2 separate regions of the Homo sapiens genome follow, and region 2 is linked to region 1. Evidence: chromatin contacts called from ENCODE Hi-C or POLR2A ChIA-PET data. All regions are on one chromosome and are shown on one strand. The core of a region is the stretch at or near the end of the contact, and the rest is flanking DNA. Distances in the headings are between cores, read along the strand shown.

Region 1 (5,716 bases), core at 477-2,976:
TGGGGTGAGGTCAACAAGACGCATACCTCCAGTGCAAAATTTAAGGGTCTCCCAAAAGCTCAGTGATCATGATAAATAATGTCTTTGTGCAATACTTTTAAAAAGCAGGTGGGTGTGGTGGCTCACGCCAGTAATCCCAGCACTTTAGGAGGCCAAGGCAGGCGGATCACGAGGTCAGGAGATCGAGACCATCCTGGCTAACATGGTGAAACCTGGTCTCTACTAAAAATACTAAAAAATTAGCCAGGCATGGTGGCAGGCACCTGCGTCCCAGCTACTCAGGAGGCTGAGGCAGGAGAATGGCGTGAACCCGGGAGACAGAGATTGCGGTGAGCCGAGATCGTTCCACTGCACTCCAGCCTGGGCGACACTGAGCCAGCTGGGTTGATGTTGCCCTTGACAGCCTCTTTGTCCAAATCCATGGAATGTACAACAGCAAGAGTGAACCCCAGTGTAAACTATGGACTCTGGGTGATATCAATGTGTCGGTCTCATTTCATTGATCGTAACAAACGTACCACTCTAGTAGGGTATGCTGATCATGGGGGAGGCTGTTCATGCGTGGAGGCCAAGGGTGTATGGGAACTGTCTGTACTTTCTGCTCGATCTTGTTACAAACCTAAAAAATTGCTCCTAAAAAATAAAATGATAAAAAAAATTCATGATAAACCATCAAAATTTTAAATAAAGGCAAGATCAACAGGGCTTCATGAGAGAACTTAAAACTCTATGGATTGAGATAAAGTGACAACATACAGATGCCAAAAGACACCCAGGGCTTCCAGATGGCATCAACAGCGGGTTTCCAGGGGGGTTACAGCTCAAAGTATCCAGTCGGCATATCTGAGGCCCCATGGAGTTGCAGCTGTGCTTCTGGGCCACCCAGGTGCTGGTAGACACCCTGCTCATGGCCGGGGCTCTCTGGGGAGCACTGTTTATCCCAGGAACCCGTGCGTCTGTGTGTTAAATAAGGCCAGGCAGGCGGGGAGTTTCCCAAAGACTAAGCTGAGCAAGGCCCCTGGGAGGGAGACTGCATTTGCACTTGCTGTGAGTCACATTTTCCTTTTTATTTCCCGTCCAGGCTCAACTGGATTACGCCATAAGGGCCAGGTGCGGCTGGGGGGACATTCCCCAATCGGCCACAAAGAGGCGGTCAAGGGCAACATCAACCCAGCTGGCCCAGTGCCAGCCTCATTTTCTGGAACCAGAGCTTCCCTTGGCTTTGGCAAGAAACTTCTCATTTCTCTCCTCTCCTCTTACTGTGTTCCTTTGTTTCTATCCAGGAGTAGTGAAAAATGGCAGGCCAAAAAGCCCCTCACAGGGAGGGCAGAATAAACAGGTCAGATGCATTTTTCAGCCTGCTGTGACAGCACACCGGCACTCTACAGCAAAGGATGCTGAGTAAAATGGAGCAATTTGCAGAAGCGTGGCCACCCCGTGCGAAAACACCCGCCACCCTCAGCCATTCCTTGGGCAAGCCGGCCCCAGCTCCTGCAGCCTCTCTGCCCCAAGGCTTGGTTCCTGAACCCAGCAAGTCTCAACCTGCACTGCCAACCGTTCTTGGCTGCAGAGGAAATTCCTTCCTTTAAGACAAAAGATCCATTATCCGACAGAGTCAAAGTTCCCCCAGGTATGGGGGAAGGCGGACAGGCATTTATTCTTATCTTCGTTTTGGTTTGCAGAGCTGAGGTTATCTTTACAGAGACCTGAGCTCATTTCCTCCAAGCACAAAGGAGAAATCCCATTCCTTGCCTGGCTCCTAAGTGTGAGTGGAGTTAAGAAAGCACAAGTTTCAGGCCAGACATGCTGGCTCATGCCTATAATCCCAGCATTTTGTGAGGTTAAGGTGGGAGGATTACTTGAGTCCAGGAATTCCAGACCAGCCTGGGCAACATAGTGAGACCCCATCTCTACAAAAAATAAAAAATTAGCCAGGCGCCTGGGTGCGTGCCTGTAGTCCCATCTACTCTGAAGGCTGAGATGGGAGGATCCCTTGAACGTGGGAAGTCGAGGCTGTAGTGAATCATGATCATGCCATTGCACTCCAGCCTGGGTGACAGAGCAAAACTCTGTCTCAAGAAAAAAAAAAAAAAAAAAGAAAAGAAAAACCACAAATTTCTTGAATCCACACAGAAAGCCCCAGCCTGGTGACGGTGTGGAAGCCTGTGTCATCTTGACACTGTCTTGGCCCATGATGCTCCTTGGGTGTGTCCCTCCCCTGTGTGTCCTTGTCCCTTCATTTGTAAGATCATGTTAATGGGAACTGGAGCCCTGGACTTCCCACTGCTGCCACTTAATTAAGTGTGTGAGCTCAAACAAGCAAACACACACATAAACAAAAAGCACATTTTCTGTGGTCTTCTCTCATTTATACAATGAGGATCCTAGATTACTAACCTAAGATCAAATTTTAATTTGATCTTAATTTGATCAAAATTTAATTTGACACAAAATTTAATGTTAAATATTAATATTGATAATACAAATAATAACAAAGTTGTAGGGTTTTTTTTTAGGACAGCTAGGACAATGTCTGAATTCAGTCTGCTTGGGTCATTATCTGCAGCAAAGGAACTAAAATCAGGGTACCTTCTCTCACATCAATCTTTTTCTTTCTTCTCCCAGCAAGGCATTTGCTCAGTTTTACATGGCAGAGTTCAGCTGTCTTTTGCACGTGCTAGACTCTGAAGGCTTTTGCATGTTGACTCTTTTCCTGTCCCCTCTTATCCCCAAGCCCATCTGTTTGCAAACACAAGTACCCAAATCAGAACCTTAACATGGCAATGAAGCATAAGAAACATCTGCCCCCTTGACAGAGAGGTCTAAATCCTCACGACTTGTCCATTTTGTTAAAGCGCCAAAAAAAGCAATTAAAAAAGCAAAGCAAGATAGAAAGTAAACTTCCAATACAAAAAAAAAAAAAAGGAAATGATACGTGGTAAAATCATAAAAAGAATCCTTCTGCCTTTCAGAAAAGCTGTGCCCTACACACACCAAGCCCCTCTATCCTTTCACGTGGTAGTGGGAACAGCCTCGTGTTTATGGTTCTTATGAACAGTCATGCAGATGTTAGCCACATTGTCCCTTTTTGTCATCTCCTCCACTGGACTACCAGACAGGTGCAGCAGGGCTGGTGGAAACCCACACCACTGGGTACAAATGCCAACTGTCCTGGCCTCTGGGACTGGAGAGGAGGGTTGCAAGGTGAGAAGAGGATCATTCTACGGTCAGTTCCTCACAATTTCCTATAGAGCACTGGTCCCTAATTTTTTTTGGCACCAGGGACTGGTTTCATGAAAGACAGTTTTTCCATGGATGGCAGATGGTTTCGGAATGAAACTGCTCCATCTCGGATCATCAGGCATTAGTTAGATTCTCATAAGGAGCATGCAACCTAGATCCCTCACTCATGCAGTTCATAATAGGGTTCAGCTCCTATGAGAAGCGGATGCCACAGCTGATCTGACAGGAGGCGGAGCTCAGGCGGTAATGCTTGCTCATCCTCTGCTCACCTCTTGCTGTGTGGTCTGTTTCCTAACAGGCCACAGACTGGTACTGGTCCATGGCCTGGGGACTGGGGACTCCTGCTGTATAGTAGCAGGAACATAGGTAAAATACTACTAGCCTCTTGGCTTGAATTGCTAATCCCAACCACTTCTGAAAGTGCCCAGCCTCAAAATCAGCTTGCACTTGACCTGATTACCCAGCAGGCAAATCCTCAATGCTTGATATTAAACCAATGAAGTTTCCCAGTACTAGAGTATTTGCAAATCAAGATCAAATTAATGTTGAATGAAAGAGTATAGGTTCAGTAGTATAACAACAAACGCATTCAGTAAGAAAGGGGCATCAGAAACTGCCTTCTAAAGCTTACCCAGAGATCTTTCTTTCGTCTGGTTGGTTGACCTCACCACAGGAAGGCTCGCACGAGTCCGGCTGCCTCTGGAAAAAGGGGTTGGAGCATCCCCCTCAGACATGGCTTCCAAAGAATCAGCGGACGTCTCTGATAAATGCTCGACCGGGTCACCCAGACTGGGTGGTTGAGGACTGTGAGACAGTTTGGGGCTCCTTGTCTGCAAAAGGCATTTTAAAGAAAGTGGGAAAATAGACTATTATTAATCGTGTGGAAAATATGTCCAATGCCATTTCTATTAATCTGGAAAAATAATATGGCAAGGGGTAACAGTCCATCACAAGGGTTAGATAGGGAAAACTAAAGACCCAGTGGGTCAAAGTATCAGTTGTGAAAATTACCGGAAAATAACATTGCCCTTAAGTGTTCCATTGTATTTATTTATTTATTTATTTATTTATTTATTTATTTATTGCCAGAGTGCAGTGGTGTGAGATCGGCTCACTACAACCTCCACCTCCGGTTTTCAAGCAATTCTTGTGCCTCAGCCTCCTGAATAACTGGGACTACAGGTGTGCCCCAACATGCCTGGCTAGTTTTTGTGTTTTTTAGCAGAGATGGGGTTTCACCATGATGGCCAGGCTTTGAGTACTTTGAGTACTCTTGAACTCCTGACCTCAGGTGATCCGCCTGCCTCGGCCTCCCAAAGTGCTAGGATTATAGGCGTGACCCGCTGCACCTGGTCTCCATTAAGATTTTTATTGTTTGACTTATGTGGTGCATTTTGAACAGGGAGTTGAGGACAAGCCACATTATAAGAAAGTGACAGCAAAACAATTCCTTTTGCCCGACAAATTCTAACAGTGCTTTCACAACAGATGGGACTGTATACTCTTCTACGCACCCTAGATGGATGAGCTACTAATACCAGAGTAAATTGAACACAACTGGTCCTTCAGAGTCTCATACCAAGACTGTTTCCACAATCAGTAAACTCACATTGCAAGGGAGATTTTTATTTTATTTTATTTTTTCTGAGATGGCGTTTCATTCTTGTTGCTCAGACTGGAGTGCAGTGGTGCCATCTTGGCTCACTTCAACCTCTGCCTCCTGGGTTCAAGCAATTCTCCTGCCTCAACCTCCCAAGTAGCTGGGATTACAGGCATGTACCATCATGCCCAGCTAATTTTTGTATTTTTAGTAGAGATGGGGTTTTGCCACGTTGGCTAGGGTGGTCTCAAACTCCTGACTTCAGGTGATGCACCTGCCTCAGCCTCCCAAAGTGCTGGGATTCCAAGGTGCGAGCTACCATGCCCGGCCTTATTAATGATTTTTGAACAAGGTACCCTGACAATTCTTTAGCCAGTCCTGCCTTGAGTTTTGGGCTACAGATTTGTTTCAGGGATGCCCAAGGTGTGCCTGATACTCTAGCAGTACCCTTTGAGAATGGGATGAGCAGCTTCTTGCTAAAAGTACAAGACGACCCCTCTCAACAGAACCAATTGCATTATCCAGACAATCACACCTTCCTACATGCCTCTCAGGACCTTCCCATAGAGGAAAGCAGGGATAAGGTCAGTACCTTCCGCCCTGTGTTTCTTAAGGGATGTGGCTTCAAGGAGATGACTGGGTGTTCTACAGGAAACTCAGCAAAGATATGCCAATATCATGACCAGAAAGGACATGCATTAACAGTGAAATTGTCTCCTTTGGTTAATTTTTCTGTACAAGTCCCCAAAGTGGTGCATTCCTAGATTTATTTTTTACAAAGTCTGCTTCTGTTATGGGGATCTGGCTTTGACACACATTACAAGTATTTGACCAGGAAAATTATCCCTAAATCACTGCCCAGTTCACCAAGAT
Region 2 (5,166 bases), core at 1,193-3,692, 52 kb after region 1:
CTCTTAGAAGGAGACACATACCCTCCCCCACTAACTTATCTCCATGTTTAGTAATAGTCATACTCTCTTCTTTTAAATCTATTCCAAGTTGATGTAGGGCAAATGCTTCATTCAGTTAAGAATTTGCCCTCTTAGTTGGTCAGCAAAAGAAATATAGAACAGCTGACATCCATGTGCTTTTAGGAGTTCTTTGCATACTTAACATTAATAACTTATCTCTCAACATTTTTCCACACTGAATTCAAGTTTTGTTTGGCCTGGAAGCCTTATTTTCCCCAACCTTTTAACCATCTTTATGGCTTTTTCAATGTCTCTAATCATTCTTTTACTTGTAGGGATCAGACCAGATCCCTGCTCCACTAAGCCTAAGACCCTGAGCTTAAAACAACGTGCTTTGTTACTTGACCTTGTAGGCCAGCCTATTGATTTTTAGCTTTATACCTACAAGATCTTCTCTTAACTCTCCTTAGAGGGTAGTTGGTCAAGAAAGAACCAACTTACAGGGCTAAGAAAGAAACCCATTTTATACTGCTTTTAGCTCACTACCTGAGTGATGGGATCTCATACCCAAATCTTGGCATCATGAAATATGCCCAGGCAACAAACCTGCACACATACCCCCTGAATCCCAAATAAAAATTGAAATTATGAAAAAGATACGCTTTGAGGAATAAATGTCACTCCCAGATAAACTCAGCATGTAGGCCTTCTAGGCAACCATTCATCATCATAATCCTTACCCATAAAACAGTAAGTACCCTGTGGTGGCTCATGCCTGTAATCCCAGCACTTTGGGAGGCTGAGGTGGGCAGATCACTTGAGGTCAGGAGTTCAAGACCAGCCTGTCCAATATGGCGAGACCCCGTTTTTACTAAAAATACAAAAATTAGCTGGCTGTGGTGGTGGGCGTTTGTAATCCCAGCTACTAGGGAGGAGACTGAGGCAGGAGAATTGCTTGAACCTGGGAGGCAGAGGTTGCAGTGAGCCGAGATCACACCACCCCGCTCCAGCCTGGGTGACAGAGCAAGACTTAGTCTCAAAAAATAACACACACACACAAAACAGTACATACTCTGCCCTGCCCTTCTACCTTTCACGTGACCTTCTACTACATTATTTCTGACTGTGCCTCTAAATAATCATAATCATTTTAACCTCTGATCCTAAATTCCTCCTTCCCTCCTACCCCTGCCACCGACCTGGCCATTTTCTGTGTTTCCTGCCATCTTGCAGGTTATGGAACATTTTGAATGAGCACTGGATCTATTAATGATCACTTTAGAACATTTCTTAATATGACCCTCTTTACCCAGTCCACTATGACCATTTAATTCCTAATTAAACACACTTTACATGTGCTCCAATGAGGCAGCCCCTCCAAGAGCTGTACAGCAAAAAGTAATCATTTCTTTCTGGTCCCACAGGTGTGACTTATGGATACGCATTAGCAACTCTCCTAAAATCAATCTAGGTTACATCTTTCACTTTTCCTCCATCTACTCTGTCACCGAGAGAGGATGCATTAGTCTGACAGGAGTTGCTCTTTTTAAAACCACATTGCTAATACCTGCTACCTTACAGCTTACAAGCCATTTCCAAATTGATGTTGTGATGACACCTGCTACCCCAACCCATCCCAAATTTTCTTCCAGGTCATAAAAGCCTTCAGATTTGTCATTTCAAGGCCATTCTTCACCTCCTGTTACATACAAATGACATCTCGCACCTTTTCTAGTTCTATATTCTCTCTACGCTGGGTGTTCCATGAGGCAATCATTCTAAAGAAATATTTCAGTACCCCTGATAGGCAGGACATGGGTGTCTACAGATTTTAATCCAAAGTCTGCTATAACGGCCTTTTGTCAGCTCTTCTCCTCATTTCTCTTACTCTCCCAACTTCCAGTAAATATTACCAGACTCTTGAAACAAAGAAGTTTTGCTTTGCATGGAAAAGAAAACAGACAACCTGACTACTGATATCACGTGCCGTGACTCACACCTGTAATCCTAGCACTTTGGGAGGCCAAGGAATGTGGATCACCTGAGGTTAGGAGTGCAAGACCAGCCTGGCCAACATGGTGAAACCCCGTCTCTACTAAAAATGCAAAACATCAGCTGGGCATGGTGGCACGCGCCTGTAATCCCAGCTACTCAGGAGGCTGAGGCAGGAGAATTGCTTGAACCCGGGAGGCAGAGGTTACAGTGAGCTGAGATCGCGCCATTGCACTCCAGCCTGGGCAACAAGAGCAAAACTCCCTCTCCAAATAAATAAATAAAACCAACTCCCTCCTCTACCTAATAGAAACGACATTTCCCTGTCCTGTTCTTTCAGATGTATTTAAAGAATGTTTCCCTTGAGGTGTTTTGAAATTTGCTTCTCATTTCCTGCCTGAGCTTTCCTGGCTTGAAGCTGCTGTTTGTCCTTTCTCCTCCTTGGCCCTCTGCCATGCTCTTCGCTTCATTGCAGCATTCTTATTGGCCACCCAGCTATTCAAGCCACGCTTTGTTCATCCTGATGGGTTTTCTCCTACCTTCTCTACCTCATTGCTTCGTTAACTGGAATTTCATTAAGTCATAATTACTACTGCTAGATTCTTGTGACTTCGTCTATTTAATCTCTGCATTGATAGCTGCTTCCTCTTCAACACCTGAAATCTGCTTTCATACATTCAACTTCATTAATGCTGCTGCTTTTTAGCCTTCGAAGATTCTAAGGCATCCTAACATCTTTCATGACCAAATGCTTATCCAACTCCTGCCTTTGCAATATTTAATTTTGGAGAGGGCAATCAGTCTAGTTGATTCTTCTGCTTCCTTCTTTAAAATGTCCTCACTGGCCGGGCATGGTGGCTCATGCCTGTAATCTTAGTACTTAGGGAGGCTGAGGTGGGAGCACTGCTGGAGGCCAGGAGTTCAAGTCCAGCCTAGGCAACACAGGGAGACCCTGTCTCTACAAAAAATAAAAAATTAGCCAGGAGTGATGGTGCTTGCCTGTGGTCCCAGCTACCTGGGAGACCGAGGTGGGAGGATTACTTGGGTTCAGAAGTTCAAGGCTGCAGTGAGCTGTGATCATGCCAATGCACTCCAGCCTGGGCAACACAGTGAGACCCTGTCTCAAAAAATAAAAATAAAAAAATATATATAAGATAAAAATAAAATGTCCTGGCTGGGCACAGTGGCTCACACATATAATCCCAGTACTTTAGGAGGCCAAGGTGGGCAGATTGCTTGAGCCCAAGAGTTCAAGAACAGCCTGAGCAACATGGAAAAACCCATCTCTACAAAAAATTAAAAAATTAGCCTGGTGTGGTGGCATGCACCTGTAGTCCCAGCTACTTGGGGGCTGAGGTGGGAGGATTGCTTGAGCTTGGTAGGAGGAGGTTACAGTGAGCCATGATCACACCACTGTGCTGTAGCCTGGGTGACAGAGCTAGACCCTGTCTCAAAAATAAAAAATGCCCCTACTGTTTCTCTATGAATTTATTTGATTCTATAAGGCAGAAGAGGGCAGCAAGACCCCTGATACCTCCAAGGTCTATGGCTTAGTTAGATGTTCTGGAAGCCTATGTATGGATTCTCTGGAATGACAGATCTATATCAAAAGTGCTTGCAAAGGTTCCTTTTGCTCTAAAATTTTACTTCCAAAACTTACAAACTTTCTGTCTAATGATCTCCTTTTACGTCCTCTTAAATGGCAAACAAACAAACAAAAAATGTCCAAAGGGTAACATAGCCTTGCTTTTCAAGTTTCTACCTATTCTTTTTTTTTTTTTTTTTGAGATGGAGTTTCACTCTAGTTACCTAGGCTGGAGTGCAGTGGTGTGGGCTTGGCTTACTGCAACCTCTGCCTCCTGGGTTCAAGTGATTCTCCTGCCTCAGCCTTCTGAGTAGCTGGGATTACAGGTGCACGCCACCACGCCTGGCTAATTTTTGTATTTTTAGTAGAAACAGGATTTCACCATGTTGGCCAGGCTGGTCTCCAACTCCTGACCTCAGGTGATCAACCTGCCTCGGCCTCCCAAAGTGCTGGGATTACAGGTGTGAGCCACCACGCCCAGCCGTTTCTGCTTATTCTTAAGCAACCCACACTTTTGAATCCTTAGGTAAATTATGCATTAGACAAGTTAAGCAAGTTCTAAGTCAAGAATAGAGATTTTCTTGCCTCCATTTTCCATAATTTCCTATATTTTAGGCAACCCCATAAGACAGTGCTGGCTTTGTGTATATTCCTAGCCTCTTTCCATTATGATTTCTTTGCTAATGGCCACTTCTCCAAACCTGCTCAAGTTCCCAATGGCAGTCTACGAAGAACCAATGATAACTACTCCTTATTGAGTGCCGACACTAGAAGGCAGCCAGGCACTGTACTAAGTACATTACACGATCATATTTAAATGTGAGTAAACCTGGAAAGATGGGTATTTTCATTCCTATCTAACACATAGGAACATCTAGGTTCCGAGTAGTTAAATAACTTCTGATTTACTAAATGCAGGGCTATTCATGCTCAACTTCCCATTGACATACTCCAGGAGAGCGTACATTGCCCCTTTAGGTCTGTAAAGGGTGGATCATGCAATGAGTGATGCACTTATATTTGAAGACAATTTATTTTTCTCCTTTGGCTCTGAAGAAAGGGGAATTTATAATGATTTTACTCTAGAAAAGATTTTGTATTAATTAAGTATAAGCAAATAATTCTTATTTTCCACTGAGCAGCAAGTATATTGTATATATTTACACTATGTATAATATAGTATACATATTTATACTTCTGTTTAAAAAATATATTTATAAACTTATTTATATTTGTACTATTTATATACTATGTATATAAATAGCATATATTTATACTATTTATATACTAGGTACACTATTTATATACTATGTATATACACCATTTATGTACTATGTATAAATATAAACTATGTATATATTTATAGTATATATATACACTCCAGTATAATTATATACTAATTACATAGTATATATTTATACTATTTATATACTATATATTTATACTATTTATATACTATGTATATAGTATATGCTATGTGCTACTTATATACTATGTATATAAACAGCATATGTTTATACTATGCAATATACTACAAATGTGATATGGTATAAATCATAACAATGCTACTGGCGAACCCTATAAAGTTA

The links. Hi-C counts contacts between places; a loop is a spot of excess contacts on that map. ChIA-PET counts read pairs that join two places held with the same protein, here RNA polymerase II (POLR2A). Pooled maps may share reads with other maps.
Region 2: a loop to region 1 is called in a map of Right ventricle myocardium inferior, with 5 times the contacts of the local background. The contact joins two enhancer-like sites. A Hi-C loop is called at or near these places in 1 of 168 maps with a recorded cell type or tissue (Right ventricle myocardium inferior), 2 of 37 single-sample maps with no recorded cell type and 1 of 50 pooled maps. POLR2A ChIA-PET finds 5 or more read pairs at or near these places in 3 of 52 experiments (MCF 10A, OCI-LY7 and RWPE1).

What each region holds. Positions count from the first base shown.
Region 1 is chr10:24,379,226-24,384,941 of GRCh38, reverse strand. KIAA1217 reads right to left here. Exons shown (of 21, transcript NM_019590.5): 3 at 3,875-4,073. Among named protein-coding and RNA genes, the nearest start is that of MIR603, 110 kb to the right of the region's middle. RefSeq lists enhancers at 1,208-1,367, 1,518-1,597, 695-1,894 and a silencer at 3,803-3,999. Within about 2 kb of position 1,726, at least 21 of the 41 ENCODE cell types and tissues checked have a DNase peak (open chromatin) inside an H3K27ac peak, as active enhancers do.
Region 2 is chr10:24,328,912-24,334,077 of GRCh38, reverse strand. The region is part of intron 2 of KIAA1217; the gene reads right to left. Among named protein-coding and RNA genes, the nearest start is that of MIR603, 56 kb to the right of the region's middle. Within about 2 kb of position 2,442, at least 11 of the 41 ENCODE cell types and tissues checked have a DNase peak (open chromatin) inside an H3K27ac peak, as active enhancers do.